2 separate regions of the Homo sapiens genome follow, and region 1 is linked to region 2. The links are chromatin loops, found by intact Hi-C in ENCODE. Cell type or tissue: mammary epithelial cell. All regions are shown on one strand. Each heading gives the region's core, and the rest is flanking DNA. Links, peaks and the distances in the headings are about the cores only. Region 1 overlaps CPEB1 (cytoplasmic polyadenylation element binding protein 1). Region 2 overlaps C15orf40 (chromosome 15 open reading frame 40).

Evidence for each region. A loop is a pair of places that touch in the nucleus more often than their neighbours do. Peaks named below come from ENCODE experiments on the same cell type or tissue, not always from the same donor. Only the 100,000 strongest peaks of a DNase experiment are listed, where the experiment ranks them.
Region 1: a loop joins it to region 2, with 5 times the contacts of the local background. A loop is called at or near these places in 4 of 110 quality-filtered maps.

What each region holds. Positions count from the first base shown.
Region 1 is chr15:82,583,925-82,586,740 of GRCh38, forward strand. The region is part of intron 3 of CPEB1 (cytoplasmic polyadenylation element binding protein 1); the gene reads right to left. Among named protein-coding and RNA genes, the nearest start is that of RPS17, 45 kb to the left of the region's middle. In mammary epithelial cell, for the core only: a CTCF peak has its summit at 1,454 (motif pointing right); no DNase peak of the experiment used is centred there.
Region 2 is chr15:82,999,429-83,002,244 of GRCh38, forward strand. C15orf40 (chromosome 15 open reading frame 40) reads right to left here. Exons shown (of 4, transcript NM_144597.3): 4 at 1-2,816. Among named protein-coding and RNA genes, the nearest start is that of C15orf40, 11 kb to the right of the region's middle. RefSeq lists a silencer at 989-1,283. In mammary epithelial cell, for the core only: a CTCF peak has its summit at 1,167 (motif pointing left); a DNase peak (open chromatin) is centred at 1,143; H3K4me3 peaks cover 419 bases.

The DNA.
Region 1 (2,816 bases), core at 209-2,708, 420 kb before region 2:
AGGTCCTGCTAATATTGTGACTTGTTGCCTAAACTTACAGTTAAAAGAAATGCAGCTGGGCTTGGTGGCTCACACCTGTAATCCCAGCACTTTGGGAGGTCGAGGCAGGTGGATCACAAGGTCAGGAGACAGAAACCATCCTGGCTAACAATGTGAAACCCAGTCTCTATTAAAAATACAAAAAATTAGCCAGGCATGGCGGTGGGCGCCTGCAGTCCCAGCTACTCAGGAAGCTGAGGCAGGAGAATGGCATGAACCCGGCAGGCAGAGCTTGCAGTGAGTGGAGATCGCACCACTGCACTCCAGCCTGGGTGACACAGCGAGACTCCGTCTCAAAAAAAAAAAAAAAAAAAAAAAAAGCTACGTTTCAGTTAAACATCACTGAACGTGAAGATACAAGTTTTTACCTGTCTAAATTATTGGACCCCCTGAATTCTATCCATGTACCCAGGTTAAGAATCCCATAATGCAGGCTGGGTGCGGTGGCTCACACCTGTAATCCCAGCACTTTGGGAGGCAAAGGTAGGTGGATCACTTGAGGTCAGGAGTTCAAGACCAGCCTGGCCAACATGGTGAAACCCCATCTCTACTAAAAATACAAAAATTAGCCAGGCGTGGTGGTGGGCACCTGTAATCTCAGCTACTCTAGAGGCTGAGGCAGGAGAATCGCTTGAACCTGGGAGGAGGAGGTTACAGTGAGCCAAGATCACGCCACTGCACTCCAGCCTGGGCAAGACAGAGCGAGACTCCATCAAAAAAAAAAAAAAAAAAATCCCATAATGCATCTATCTACACAGTAAAATGCTATGTAGCCTTGAAAAGGGATATAAAAAATTAACACAAAGATAAAAGAGGCAAATAGTGTGTTCAAAATATTTAATATACACGTTTGAAAAAAAAAACTGGAGAGATACACCAAAATGTTAACAATAGTTATTTCTCAGTAGTAAGATGACATAATTTTTTTTTCCTAATTTGCTTTTTTTTTTTTTTTTTTTACAGTGAACACATTGTAACAAGAAAAAAAATGCAAGCTATTAAACTGGGTAAGGTGACAACATCCCCTAAATAAACTTGAGTAGTTTTTGCAGATAAAAGCCCATATTAGATTTCAAATTTGACATCAGGAGTTCAATGACAAAATGATATTAGGATCATAAATTTAAATAAGCCACAAAACATTAAAAATAAGAGTGACTTTGGAGGGCATTTAGCGGAAGCCCTTTATTTCACAGTAGGAAGACCCTCCCCCCAGTACTAATTCCAGAAGCCTTAAGTGCTGATCTCTGCATAGTTCCCTCTACCCCCATAAATGTACTCATTTATTCTCCAGACAAAATGATGCAACATATCTACGTTTGGAAACTAGACCACATTCTCCAAAGTGGAAGTAATACAGACTGTGATCAAGACACAACCAACAGTTAAGCTTTCAGCGGCAAAGTCTGGACATTCCAGCAGATGGGGGTGGTACCATGCAGAATAAGACTTTCAAAATTTAAATGAAACATCACATTCTCACTTTTCAAGGGAGAAAAAGAGCAGAAAACTTATTTTTGAAGTCCAGGAAGAACTAGGCAACTTACAACTATCACCACATTCCTCAAAACAACCCCATGGAGAAGACAGGCATTATATCCCTTTTACAAGCATTAAAGCCATGGCACAAAACAGGTGAAGCAATTTGACCAAGCTAAGCACTCATCTCATTCAAAACCCGAGCCCTTCCCCCACCATGCCCTTTATACAATTATATTGTAAAATTCCATTTTGTTTTTTAAAATAGCATGCAAGTAATAAGTAAAAGATGATCACTTTCACATCTCGGCAGCGTTCCTTGTCCTCAATCCTACTCTCTTCTCTGAATGAACAGTTTGAGATATTCCTTTTGTACCATTTCCTATGCATTTGTGAACACTGTTACCAACACTGGTACTATTCAACTTTAAGTTCTGCCAATATGATAGGTTAAAAAATACACTACTTAATAAATGAGAATCTTGAGTGTCAGGCACTAGCTAGGCAACCAGGATATAAGTGAAGAAAAAAAAAAAAGTTACAGCTCTTGTCTTTTTGGGTTTACTATTGTAGTGGTAGAGAAAAACCTGATAATGGTGTAAGTGATAAAGTATAATTGTGAGCAAGGTGCTAGGAAGGAAACAGACATCAGGATACAAAAGTATGTAAGGTGGTTTCTGGCCTAATAGGGGAACAGTAGTTAGAATTTCCTTGGGTAAGTATGCCTTTCAGATATTTGTTAACCTCATTTGGAATGTTAATCTAATTTGATTGGAAGGTTGAAGCATTTTTTTCAGATACAAAAAAAAAAAAAGCCACTAGCTATCAATTTTCAGTTTATATCCTTTGCCCTCTTTAAGAATGAGTTCTTATACTGTGGCTTTTCCTTTACATCAATAAGCCAGTACTTATTGTCCTCTAGAAAGAGAAATACCCTAAAAGAAAGAATACTCTAAAAATAATTTTGTTATACTTTTCTAAGCACTATGTTAAAAGTGCTTTAAACTCTAGACTATTTACAGAGGCCTCTAGTTTTAAATGTTATTCCCCTTTAAAAAAAATTACATAAAATAAATTTGATCTCTCCTTCTCTGCGTTTTTGGTCAGAACCAAAAGTTACCTAAGCTACATTTTTGTCCAGGTCAGCCAGATTGCTGGTAAAAACTAACTTCAATCAATCTGCATGAAAATGAGTAGACCACCTACAGTTAGTTTGTATTTCTGTGTTCATCGGGAAAGAATCTAAAGAAGTTGTAGGTTCAGGCTGGTTTCACAGCTATTCTAAATTTAGATTCACA
Region 2 (2,816 bases), core at 68-2,567:
CAAACTATCCTCCTACCTCAGCTTCCCAAAGTGCTGGGATTACAAGCGTGAGCCAACATGGCCAGCCTTACCTTTTACTTTTAAATTATGTTAGCCACATTTCAAGTGCTCAATAGCCACATGTGGTGTGAGCAGCTATCACGTGTACATGCCACCCAGTACGGCTGTAGAAGAGAACTAAAGGCTAGCTAGCATTTCTGTTGACTTGACTCACTCCCTTATTGTCCACAGTGCCCCAATCCCCCTAGGCATCTCTGGGGAAACCTAAGGCTTTGAAACAGTTTGAACGTCACTGCGATAGTAAAAACACATCACAGATTAGTTTTCTGTAGAAATGACCAGGGAGTACGTAACTTGTGGCTGCAAAGTTTGGGGATTCTTCCCTCCCCAAACTCTATCTAGGGGACCGATGGACCCTGAGGCAGACAGGATTATAAAATGCAAAAACCCTTAATAACTAAATTATGAGGATTGTCTGAGGAATGCCTATGTGGGTAGAAATAGGTGGTCTTCCTGCAACCTAGAAAAAGGGAGTTCCTGTACTATGAAGGATCATTATCTCCAGTGTTGTCCCAAAAGACCTTCTGTGGCTGGCTGATACCATAGGTCCATCCCTGCAGCAGAAATGGGAGCTATAGATGGTCATAGCTCCCTTACCCTGGCCCCTAATTTCCCTGGCTCTGATTCCAGGCTCTCCAAGCAGCCTTCAAATGATGATTCTCTTAAAGAGATTTCCCAAAGGGACAGAATGTTCTCACTAGCAGATCCCACTATACAGTCTATTTGGCAGTTGTGTTCTTCACTCAAGTTAATAAGCTGGCATCTTGATAAGAAATTAGCTCCTTGCCAATTGCCCAGCCTAGATCCATTTTCAGAAACACTGGCTACGTGGATTTCTGAAACCTGCAGAGTTAAGGAAGGAACTCAAGACCATGCTGACTCCACCATGGCAATGGGCTGAGACTCTCACGAACCCAGCTGGCCCCAAGTTAACAACACTCCGACCTGAGCTAAATTTAAGATACAAGGGGACTAAGCTTAAGGAATGGCTCTGAGAAAACGAGAAGGATCACAGCATGTGAGCCCGTAGTCAGGCACTGCAGACTACCTAATAGTGCTGTTCACTACAAAAGGAAACGAGTTTCAGTTTGTGTGGCTTTTTGCTGTTGTGTTATGGTGCCACCTCTTGGATGTAAATTGAAATTCTAAGTTTTTAGTCACTAGTTACATGCATTAAAACAATTTGAATTTGGGGCCATGTGGGTTCTAAAATTTATACTCTGCATTACAGCTAAAGAACTATGTAACCAAATCCCTGGAATCTAGGAGGGGGATGCTGACAGCCCACAGCCCAGAGAGCTGCCTCCTAAAGTTTGAGCATTTAGGTATTTGGAACTTTATTTTTCAAGATGGAATCTCTGTCGCCCAGGCTGGAATGCAGTGGCATGATCTTGGCTCACTGCAACCTCTGCCTCCTGGGTTCAAGCAATTCTCAGGCCTCAGCCTCCCAAGTAGCTGGGACTACAGGCATGCATTGCCATGCCCAGCGAATATTTGTATTTGTAGTAGAAACAGGGTTTCGCCATATTGGTCAGGCTGGTCTTAAACTCCTGACTTCAAGTGATCCACCCGCCTCAGCCTCCCAAAGTGCTGGGATTACAGGCATAAGCCACTGCACTGGCCTAGGTGTGCACTGCAAAGGTTCCACCTTCATCCTCTGGTTATTGCTGTCCCTCCCCTAACCGAGAGGAAAGTGTGGAATGGCTCACAGAAATCAGAAGTCTGAAATCTCTGCTCCTGCCTCCAGGGCATAATGAGCCAGGCTGTTCTTTCCCAGGATCTGTCGAAGTACAGCATAGGCAAACCACCTAGCAGTGTCTGTCAAGTAAGCAACCAAGTTAATAAGTGATTAATACATCATGTTTGCACAAGTAATTATCATTTATTAAGGTGCGGGTGATAGATGACAGATGCAGTGCTAGAACATCATATGTCGGCATAGTTGGATAAATATTTTTCAAACCTTATTCATAGGCTGCTTCAAATCCAGGATTCTCAGGACAGCACAGGACAAGAAAGACAGTGTAATCAAGTCACTATAGACTGCCTAGCCAGTACTCACTTGAAATTAATGGGAGTGAGCAAAGCTAGAACCATGTCATTAGACAAATGTTACGGAGGCTGAATATTTTGTGTCTTGGGCACTAGGTCACTGGGTCTACTTCAGTATTTACAGGGGAATACCAGGGCCCAGATGATGAAAAGTACATTAACTGAGCTTCTACAGCAGGTCAAGGTGCCCAAGCCTTAGCTGTGATCTCTTAACAGTAGGAATAGTCCTGTGTGAGACAATTAAGTTGTGAGGCTGCTGTAGACTATCTTGTTTGCAGTGGGGAAAAGGGAATCGTGTTCTGGGAATACAGCCCCTGGGCCAGTTCCTACCTCCAACAGTAGTTTGTTTTGTTTTGTTTGTTTCTGTTTTTTTGTTGTTGTTATTGAGACAGAGCCTTGCTCTGTCACCCAGGCTGGAGTGCAGTGGTGTGATCCCGGCTCACTGCAGCTTCTGATTCCCGGGTTCAAGCAATTCTCCTGCTTCAGCCTCCCAAGTAGCTGAGATTACAGTCATGTACCACCACGCCCAGCTAATTTTTGTAATTTTTAGTAGAGGTGGGGTTTCACCATGGTGGCCAGGCTGGTCTTGAACTCCTGACCTCAGGTGATCCACCCACCTTGGCCTCCCAAAGTGCTGGGATTACAGGTGTGAGCCACCATGCCCGGCCCCAAAGTAGTTTTTGATGACAGAGTGTCCCCATATC